2 separate regions of the Homo sapiens genome follow, and region 2 is linked to region 1. The links are chromatin contacts, found by Hi-C or POLR2A ChIA-PET in ENCODE. All regions are on one chromosome and are shown on one strand. Each heading gives the region's core, a stretch centred on a gene start or an enhancer-like site at or near the end of the contact. The rest is flanking DNA. Distances are from core to core; before and after follow the strand shown.

Region 1 (5,483 bases), core at 1,551-4,050:
AATTATCGCATTACTAACATCAGGTCTTGCAACAACTGAATTTATCTTAGGGAGGCTTCTAACTAAAGTCCATCCTACTCTGTAGGAAAAGTGGCTGAAATGATAGTCATCACATTTAATCTAATTAATTTCTAAATACTCATCTGCTTTGTTAGACTATAAATTCCTTGTCCAAAGGGGCAGCTATGTCTGTTGTGCTGTTTGTTTCCTTCAACTGGTAATTATTTCATTATTTGTTTAAATGTGTGGATTTTTTAAAATCTGTCTCTAATCGTGAGAGCAAAGAGACACACAGGGCTAAGCACAACAAATAAATATGTGTTGAACTGAATTCAACACAGAGATCAAGATGCCAATAAAATTAACCTTCAAACCACAACCTTATGACAAGGCAATTCAGTTATCATATTAAATATCCATACTAGGTACCTAATATGAAGGCAATTAAATAAGCCACAATTAATCTGTTAACATTCTGTATTCAAACCAATATTAAAGCTATGCATAACTAGTTATTGTAATTATATAAATGAAGGGCTATAAACATTAGGTGGCAGCAGCAGTACACTGTATTATAATCCTGAAGTTGATTTTTTTCATATATAGAAATCTGACCCAGAAATAGGGTTACACAGATAGCTTCATATATAAAATATACAAAACGAACTGAAAACACAGTAACAAAATATGCAAATACAATTATTCCTTTGTATCCAGATTTTTAAAATTATTATTTCTATAAATAAAATAATTGAGCAGTGCCAAAGTGTTGGCAGTTTTCTATAAATGTATTGAAATTTTTGCTTTATCCTAACTCTCTTGACAGTCTACATCCAGGTAGCCAGCTCTACCTTCAGAATGATATCTAGAACGTGAGCACTTCTCACCACCCTCACCACAGGGACTCTGGTGGAAGCCGTCCCCATCATCAACCTGGATCATGACAATAGCCTCCCGTGGGACCTCTGCTTCTGTGCTGGCTCTCCCCAACCCAGTGTCTTCTCCATGTGGTAGCTAGAGGAATCCCTTAAAATGGTTAAGTTAGCTCACTCATGAGCTAACTGGGTCTGCTCAGAACCCTTCAATGGCTTCTCAACTCTGAGAAAGGTTCCACTCTGGTCTTTAGCATCCTTCATAAATTGTCCCCCACACCCTACCCCAGCTTCACGCCCACTGCTCTTCCCCTTGCCCACACCACTTGAGCCATACTGGTCCTTCATCAGACCAATTATACTCTACCCGATGACCTTTGTATTTACTGTTCTCTCTCCCTGAAATGCTCTTCTGACAGATATCCATCCCCACACCTCTTTTAGGTCTCACCTCATATGCCACCCAATCAGACTTTCTCTGACTACCCTACTTAAAATAGCAACCATCCTCCTTCACTGCTTCATTTTTCTCCATGTCACTAATCAGCATCTGGTATATTTTATGTGTTTACTTCTTTACTATCTTCTCTACCAGAGCTAAAAATCCACAGGAACCAAGATTTTAGTCTGTTTTCTTCACTACTTTATTCTCAAAGCTTCAAACAGTGCCTGGTAAATAGTAGCACTCAAATACTTGTGAACAACTAATTTCTCTTATCAAGTAAGCATATAGCAATAGTCCTATAGCTGTTCCCTATCCAAGACAAAAGACATTAAAAGCCAGACTCAGTGGCTCACACCTGTAATCCTAGCATTCTGGGAGGCCGAAGCAGGTGGCTCACCTGAGGGCAGGAGTTCGAGACCAGCCTGGCCAACATAGTGAAACCCCATCTCTACTAAAAATACAAAAATTAGCCAGGCATAGTGGTGCACACCTGTAATCCCAGCTACTCAGGAGGCTGAGGCAGGAGAATCGCTTGAACCGGGGTGGCAGAGGTTGCAGCAGGCCGATATTGCGCCACAGCACTCCAGCCTGGACGACAAGAGTGAGGCCCAGTCTCCAAAAAATAAAAGTAAAAAAAAAAGTTCACTTTATTTACTACTAAGTTCAAGTATGCACAATTGATGTATGTGTGCATAAAAATAAAGTGACACTTTTACATTACACACAATTTAAAAGCAATGTTAAGTCAAATTTATTAAATTGACCATTATAATATGATGGAATTATACGTTTAAAATTTAAAACTATTCTTACAGTGTAGTTAATTATTAGAACTCCAAGCAACCAAGCTCTTGCTTATATTCAAATCAAACAGGTGAACTCAAAACTGACTTTTGTTTTATCTTATCTACTGACAAGTTTCGTGGGCTCAGGGTCTGCTGGCTTCAGAAAGAATTACAGGTTTGCTCTCGGCCAAATGACTCTATAATCGATGTTGACTGCTTAATTCTGAACTACATCAGTAGCTAACCACTGATGATGAAATGCCCAGATTTGGTTTATTTTCTTTACTGTTTACATACTGTAGAATAAACATTTGGGCAAGAAATACAGATACTAAAGGACCTCAAGAAATTTTCAAAATATAGTACACCTGCCAGGCACAGTGGCTCAGGCCTGTAATCCCAGCACTCAGGGAGGCCGAGGCAGGGCAGGGGTGAATCATTTGAGCCCAGGGGACACAGCAACACCTTGTCTCAAAAAAAAAAAAAAAAGAGGGAAAGTGAGAAAAAGAAAGAATGAATGAATGATTACCAGAGCCACAGAAATTTAGCATGCTCCTGCTTCTTGAAAGTCTACTTAGATCCCAATTCATAATGGGTGTGTCCTGAAGTTTCAATTGTAAGTCAACGATTTGGAATCCAGAAAGTTGTTGTGCTACAGGAACAACATTAAGTACATTAGCTAGGTTCCCGGCTTGTCCACAGCAGCTGATATCACATTAATTTATACTTCCTCTCAGAGCTGACTCATTTCCGTTATTCTCTGGGACTCCCTTCTAAAATGTTTCCATCAAATTTTTCATTAAATGACTTTTGTGGCCTAACCGATATAAACAATGATCCTACTTGCTACATGTCACTATGAAAACAAACTGCAGCGCAAAGCAAGAAAGGAAGAATAATTGAGATTACTTATATCTCTAGAGAAGGATGGACCTCACTAGGTTGTTCATATTCATAGACAGGATATTAAAGTTACAGATCCTAAACCATGAAAAATGAATATACAAAAACTATTTCCAAGAAGAAAATCACAGCAACTTGTACCTTAAAGGTTATGGATTGGCTAAAAGAGACCACACACTGGTTCACCTCCTTTAAATCCCCAATTATTTCACCAATACTACAGAACTTAATAGAAGCCAGGTGATTACCCAGAGCCACAGAACAGGCACACAGGCAGTTTCTCTTTGCTTGGCCTTTCCTTTGCCCCTGTGTTCCATACACAGCACACAAGAAAGGATTCTGACTGAGCTGAGAAATTCCTGCTATTTCACTGCCCCAACAGCTTAACTCACAGCCCTGAAATACTCACACCATTAACTCATGTGATTCCATTTAAAAGAATGTTTCACAAAAACCTTTCCTCATTACTAAATGAAACTCAGCCATCACCGATAAAGTCCACATCCTAATTTTGGATGAGAAGTAAGGGTGGTGCCCAACTACTCCTCAAATTTCCCCCATCTCTTGTCCTTCACTGTCCCAAAGGGCCCAGCTCCCAACAGTTCGACCCTGATAGTGAACTGAGATCCCATTTCTGAAATTCTGGGTGATTCCAAAACTGAGTTTGGTCTGAGAATCTTTGTCCCAAATCTATTTCCTCACAAAAAAATTCCCTAAAGAAAAAGCTTACCCCAAAACATAAAATCTTGGCTCAAAGCATGCTCAATATAAGTTCTGCATGTTTGTGGTTAATCAATGTGGCTAATACAACTAATAGCTGACCTACTGTAGTTTTTACTATGAATTCAGAGTACATTTTCTGAAACTCCAACTACTTTATGCAAACATTTTTAAAGATTAACTGAGATAACACGTAAAGGTGCTTAAAATAGTGTCTCTGGCAGAGAATATGTTCCATAAAAGTGAGTGGGTTTTGTTTTCCCAAAAGGTAAGTCATCTGGGCACTGAATCTGATATGCAATTAGCAACATGAAATAACCTCTCTCTGGCTGCTGTACATTACCGTATCTAAGGAATTTAACTTATCTGCTATCTAATAATCAAAATTTATGCTACAACACCGCTTCAAGTTGCACTTCACTGCATCACTTGTACTGTTTCTGTCCCATGGTTGCTCCACTTAATTCATCCCATACCACTTATAAGGTAATTACGTGTATCTGTGCATCTCACAAAATACGCACATACTCTGTTGTCAGTACACTGACTTCACATTATGATCCTATTTTCTTCATATGGCCATTTAAATAAAACTGGCTTATCCAACATCACCTTCTTCAGAACAACAAATTAATATCTGCCTCATACCAAACAGGGTAGCGAAACTTCCACCTACCATCTATTGTTTGATAAGGCAATGCCAATGTCAACCAAACCAATAATAATCCTAAATGGCAGATGGAAATCCTTAACAAGGAATCCTGATACTCAATCTCTATGCACATCACTACATATCCTTAAGAAAAGGACTCCATGGTGTGCATACAAAGATTTCCTCATCACAGGCTGAAAAGCAACCTAGAACAGGTATTCTGGAACCGAGCCCAGGGGAGGCGGATGCTTGGCCTAGCTCATCTAAAAAGTACCTTCCAGTACTAAAATTCTAGGCTTTCCTGCTTCTATACAGTTGTTAAAATAAATGGCATACAGTTCCTCAGCAGTTGCTTCAAGCGCTTTTTTTTCTTTTCTCTTTGAGACAAGGTCTCACTCTGTCATTCAGGCTGGAGTGCAGTGGTGCGATCATAGCTCACTACAGCCTCAAACTCCTGGGTGCAAGTGATCCTCCCACCTCAGCCTCCAAGGAGCTAGGACTACAGGCACATGCACCACACTCAACTCTATTTATTTATTTATTTATTTATTTATTTATTTATTTATTTATTTTAAATTTTTGTAGAGTCTTGCTAAGTAGCCTTGGCTGGTCTTGAACTCCTGGCCTCAAGCAATTCTCCTGCCTTGGTCTCCCCAAGCGCTGGAACTAAATCTAGGTGACAGCCACTGTGCCTGGCCTCAAGCACATTTTTAGTCTAAGCCTCATGAAGTTTAAAAAAAAATCCCCACACATAGAGGCATGCTTTAATCGTATGTTCCAGGTTCTCTGCAATAAATAAACCAAATAAACCAAATTCTTTTCTATTTGTGACCCCAAAAAGTTTTTAAAATTCACTAGCAAACAGACTTTAAATCAAGCTTGTTGAACCCACAGCCCGCGGGCCGCATGAGGCCCAGAACGGCTTTGACTGCAGCCCAACACAAATTTGTAAACTTTCTTAAAACATTATGAGCTATTTTGAGATTTTTTTGTTTTTGTTGGTTTTTTTGAGATGGAGTCTCGCTCTGTCACCAGGCTGGAATGCAGTGGCGCAATCTCGGTTCACTGCAACCTCCACCTCCTGGGTTCAAGCGATTCTCCTGCCT
Region 2 (5,483 bases), core at 794-3,293, 180 kb after region 1:
TGGGCGTGGTGGTGCGTGCCTGTAGTCCCAGCTACTTGGGAGGTTGAGGTGGGAAGATCGCTTGAACCTGGCAGGTGGAGGTTACAGGGAGCCGAGATTGTGCCACTGCACTCCAGCCTGGGCAACAGAGCTAAAGCCATCCCCCATCTCAAAAAAAAAAAAAAAAAAAAAAGGTGAATTCACTCAATGTATATGTTTCCACACACTCAGTAACTCTGAGGCAAGTTTTCAAACCAAATTGCCATGTAGAAAGCAAAGCCAACTTCTCCCTCTTCTCTTCTAAACCTTTGCGCCAATGAGCAGGCTGAGCTCTCAATTACTCAGGGCAGTTGAGTGAGATTTGGAGCACTGAAAAGGTTTCTGGAAAAGAATACGGTGGTGACAACCTTTCCGTGCTCTTCTACGTATATCCTTCTTTACCTAATAGAGGTTAAAAATCATTTCTATTTTGCATGCTTACCCTGACATCATCTTGTCAGTGACTGCCTGAATGGTTCTGGGCAAATATTGTGACTCCAAGTCTGGGTTCTCTATGTGGGGAGGGGAACGGTGCTGTGATTGACTGGTAATGTCCGCCATGAGGAGGGCCATGGAGAGTGGTGGATGGTCTGTGTATTTGCCATTCCTGGATCCTGGTATAGTCTTCTCTTCTATCATAGCTGTTCTAGTAGAAGGAGAACTTCAAGGAGAAGGTGCTGTGCTTCTGAGGATAATGTGTCTCACTCCATTTCATACAGATACACCAAGTCAGCATTTCAATTCACGAAAGCTCCCAAGACAGATGTGAAACAGAAAGACGCCATTGTGGGAAAATCCCTTCCCTTCTCTGGACATATCTAAATAGGCTGTTATATGTGTGACTCCCTCTCAGGGTAAGTATGGCTAAGACATGCTATGTCCCTTCATTGGGTTACTCTACATTTGACTCTGTCACTGTGACACTATATGCTGCCAAAACATCACATCCCTTCCCTTGGAACAAAAAGGTCTTTTCATAAGACTTATTAAGTCTGAACATTAATCATATTCATCATTATTCAGTCTGCCTGCTGTCCACAATACTTAAATGAAGGGAAATTTTAAAAATAGAAAAAGACAAGTTTAGGAACTTCAAGACAATGATGAGAAAGGAATGATGGGGAAGAAAGCAATGGTGACCAAACCTATATTAAAAAATCTTAAATAAAAAAAATTAACAAATAGACTCTTAACTTTCAATATTAGTCTTTATTTCAAAAATAAGAGGAAGAGTGATTAAAGAGATGAATTCACATTTGAATAGGGTCCAAATGACTTAAGGACTATTTGGATTCAAATATTTCAGTTGGACCAGGAATGATGTTAGAGTTATGTGAGGCATTAGGGGTTGAAGTGAAATGGAAATCTTTCTTTCATTTAAAAGCAATTTTCTTGCTTTTGTGGGCCTTGAGAGTTTTCTAGGCTATGCAGGCCAACGAGCCTCCAACTCCCTTGCCTTGGACTCATGAACTCCCATTTCAGATCCAGCCTGTTAGGAGGAAGTAGAGTTTCTGTTTGTGACAGTTCCTTTTGCAGAAATCATGTGGTGCAAGAGAAGATTGTCCATATAGAGCTGAACAGTTGTTAGTTTTGAATCCAAATTAGAAAGTTTCTGCGCTAGGGCTGGGCATGGTGGCTCACACCTGTAATCCTAGCACTTTGGGAAGCCAAGGTTGGAGGATCACTTGAAGCCAGGAGTTAGAGAGCAGCCTGGGCAACATAGCGAGACTTATCTCTACAAAAATTAAAAAAAAATTAGTGGAGTGTAGTGGCATGTACCTGTAGTCCTAGCCACTTGGGAGGCTAAGACAGGAGGATCTCTTGAGCCCAGGAGTTTGAGACTGCAGTGAGTCATAATATCACACCACTGCACTCCAGCCTGGGCGACAGATGTGAGACCCTTCTCTTAAAAAACAAAACAAAAAACAAACAAACAAGAAAGTTTTGGTACTAGTGATACAGTAGAATCACACCTGATTTTGGTTCTGGCTTCAGAGCCTCTCATGTAAGATGCCACCATGAGAACGATCACTGGTGAACAGGGTGAAACAGAAAGTGCTTTGCTTGGAAAGACAGGAAGCAGGTGGTGAGTTCTTCTCCACCACATTTCAAAAACAGAGTGTATGTAGTAGGCCCCATCAAGCAAGCTTTAACCTCAAACCCATTAGATGTTTATTAAGCACCTACTGTGTGCCAGGCCCTGTGCTAAGGGCTTTTATATATGGCATCTAATTAAACCCCAGGACAAACAGAAACATCCTAGCAGACTCTACCCATCCCTCATTCCTAAGTGTGGCTTGATAGTAAGGCAGAGCTTTTCAACCTTAGCACTACTGGCATTCAGGTTGGATATTTGTTCTTGGGGGCTGTCCTGTACACTGCACGATGTTGAGCAGCATTGCTGGCCTCTACCTACTAGACGCCAACAGCATACCTTGCTCTAGGAATGACAATCAAAATGTCTCAAGACATTGTCAAATGTCCTCCAGGGGACAAAAATTGCCCCTACTTGAGACTCACTTCCTTAGAGACAGAATGGTTGCAATGCCCAGGCAGCTGTAGGTAAACATATCTTTCACTCCCTTCAGTGGTCTGACTCAGTGGTTCTCTAACCTGAATGTGTTATAAACAATATCATATACACCCTACTTTATGGGAAGAGAATTTTCAAGGGTAATTTGACCCCATTCATTTTTGCCTTACGTGCTGACATGACAATCTAACCTCTCTTTTATTGGGGTGTGTGTGTGTGTGTGTGTGTGTGTGTGTGTTTGAGATGGAGTCTCACTCTGTTGCCCAGGCTGGGGTGCAATGGCACCATCTCGGCTTACTGCAACCTCCACTTCCTAGTTTTAAGCAATTCTCATGCCTCAGCCTCCCAAGTAGCTGGGATTACAGGCATATGCCACCATGCCTGGCTAATTTTTGTATTTTTAGTAGAGACAGGCTTTCACCATGTTGGTCAGGATGGTCTTGAACTCCTAACTTCAAGTGATCCACCGGCCTTTGCCTCCCAAAGTGCTGGGATTACAGGCATGAACCACTGCACCCGGCCATAAGCCCTCTTTTAAATTGGACACCACTGGTCTCCCTGAAGAGCTCAGAGCAGTCACAAAGGTCTTTTCAGCACAGAAAAATCTCTCTCCTGCCCAGGCTTCTTCTGCAAGGACAATGGTGATTATTGCCCATATTGAATACTTCCTGTGGTGCCGAGCCACCCTACTGAATCCTTACATTGACACTATCAGGTAGGTGCTATTCCTGCCCATTTTTCAGAGGAGACCCTGAGGCTAATAAATGCTAGAGCCCATTTGATGCCAAGCTGGAGCGCTTTTCAATAGAAAATATGCACAGCATGCACTCAATAATGGTGAACTACAGTTTACTAGTGGAAAACAAATCTGTTTGATTTAATCATGAACAGTCATTCAAAATTATTTTCCTGAACCAAAAAAAAGACTGATTGAACAAAGTTTCAAGATACAAAATCAATGTACAAAAATCAGTATCATTTCTGTACACCAACAACGTCCAAGCTGAGAGCCAAATCATGAACACAATCCCATTCCCAATAGCCACGAAAAGAATAAAATATCTAGGAATACAGCTAACCAGCAAGGTGAAAGATCTCTACCATGAAAATTATAAAACACTGCTTGAAGAAATCAGAGATGACACAAACAAATGGAAAAATATTTCATGCTCAGGGATAATCAATATTGTTAAAATGGTCATACTGCGGCCGGGCATGGTGGCTCATGCCTGTAATCCCAGCACTGTGGGAGGCCGAGGCGGGTGGATCACCAGGTCAGGAGATCGAGACCATCCTGGCTAACATGGTGAAACCCCATCTCTACTAAAAGCACAAAAAAAAATTAGCCGGGCTTAGTGGCGGGCGCCTGTAGTCTCAGCTATTCGGGAGGCTGAGGCAGGAGAATGGTGTGAACCCGGGAGGCGGAGCTTGCAGTGAGCCTCAATTGCCCACTGCAGTCCAGCCTGGACAACAGAGCAAGACTCCATCTCAAAAAAAAAAAAAAAAAAAAGGTCATACTGCCCAGAGGAATCTACAGATTCATGGCCATCCCTCTCAAACTAATGGCATTTTTCACTGAATTAGGAAAAACTATTCCAAAGTTCATATGGAACAAAAAGAAAAAAAACAAAGCCCAAATAGTAAGGCAATCCTAAGCAAGAAGAACAAAGCTGGAGGCATCACATTACTTGACTTCAAACTGTTCTATAAGGCTACAATAACCAAAACAGCATGGTACTGGTACAAAAACAGACACAAACACCAATGGGACAGAATAGAGAGCCCAGTAATAAAAATCACATACTTACAACAGTCTGATCTTTGAAAAAGTTGACCAAAAAAAGCAATGAGGGAAGGATTCCCTGTTCAATAAATGATGCTGGAATACCTGGCTAGCTATATGCAGAAGAGATTGAAGCTGGACGCTTTCCTTACCCCACATACAAAAATCAACCTAAGATGGATTAAAGACTTAAATATAAAGCCTAAAACTTGTAAAAACCCTGGAAGATAACCTAGGAAATACCATTCTGGACATGGACCCTGGCAAAGATTTCATAATGAAGATGTCAAATCAAATTGCAACAAAAACAAAAATTGACAAATGGGATCTAGTTAAACTAAAGAGCTTCTGTACAGCAAAAGAAACTATCAACCAGAATAAACAGACAACCTACAGAATGGGAGAAAATATTCGCAAACTATGCATCTGACAAATGTCTAATATCCAGAATCTATAAGGAGCTTAAATTAACAAACAAAACAATAAACGGTTCCATTAAAAAAGTGGGCAAAGGACATGAACAGACACTTTTCGAAAGAAGACATGCATGTGGCCAACAAAGCATATTCAACATCACTAATCATTACAGAAATGCAAATCCAAACCACAATGAGATAGCATCCACACCATCAGAATGGCTATTATTAATAAGTCAAAAAATAACAGATGCTGGCAAGGTTGTAGGGAAAAGGGAACACTTATACACTGCTGGTAGGAATGTAAATTAGTTCAGCCATCGTGGATAGCAGTATGGCAATTTCTCAAAGAAATTAAAACAGAATTACCATTCAACCCAGCAATCTCATTACTGGGTATATACCCGAAGGAATATAAACTGTTCTATCATAAAGACATATGCAGGTATATATTCATTGCATGCATATATATATTTATCACAGCACTATTCATAATTGCAAAGTCATGGAATCAACCTAAATGCCCATCAACGGTAGACTGAATAAAGAAAATGTGGTACATATACACTATAGAATACTACTCAGCCATAAAAAAGAGTGAGATCATGTCCTTTGCAGCAACATGGATGGAGCTGGAGGCCACGATCCAAAATGAGCTAACGGAGGAACAGAAAACCAAATACCACATTCTCTCACTTATAAGTGGGAGCTAAACATTGAGCACCCATGGACA

The links. Hi-C counts contacts between places; a loop is a spot of excess contacts on that map. ChIA-PET counts read pairs that join two places held with the same protein, here RNA polymerase II (POLR2A). Pooled maps may share reads with other maps.
Region 2: a pooled map shows a loop between it and region 1 (2.8-fold over the local background). The contact joins two enhancer-like sites. A Hi-C loop is called at or near these places in 1 of 168 maps with a recorded cell type or tissue (GM12878), 12 of 37 single-sample maps with no recorded cell type and 6 of 50 pooled maps. POLR2A ChIA-PET finds 5 or more read pairs at or near these places in 2 of 52 experiments (Panc1 and activated T-cell).

Annotation. Positions count from the first base shown.
Region 1 is chr12:116,140,756-116,146,238 of GRCh38, forward strand. The region is part of intron 2 of MED13L (mediator complex subunit 13L); the gene reads right to left. Among named protein-coding and RNA genes, the nearest start is that of MIR620, 5.2 kb to the right of the region's middle. RefSeq lists an enhancer at 1,659-1,803 and a cis regulatory region at 1,731. Within about 2 kb of position 2,801, at least 6 of the 41 ENCODE cell types and tissues checked have a DNase peak (open chromatin) inside an H3K27ac peak, as active enhancers do.
Region 2 is chr12:116,323,353-116,328,835 of GRCh38, forward strand. No RefSeq gene overlaps it. Among named protein-coding and RNA genes, the nearest start is that of MED13L, 48 kb to the left of the region's middle. RefSeq lists enhancers at 675-884, 1,944-2,023, 2,094-2,153. Within about 2 kb of position 2,044, at least 6 of the 41 ENCODE cell types and tissues checked have a DNase peak (open chromatin) inside an H3K27ac peak, as active enhancers do.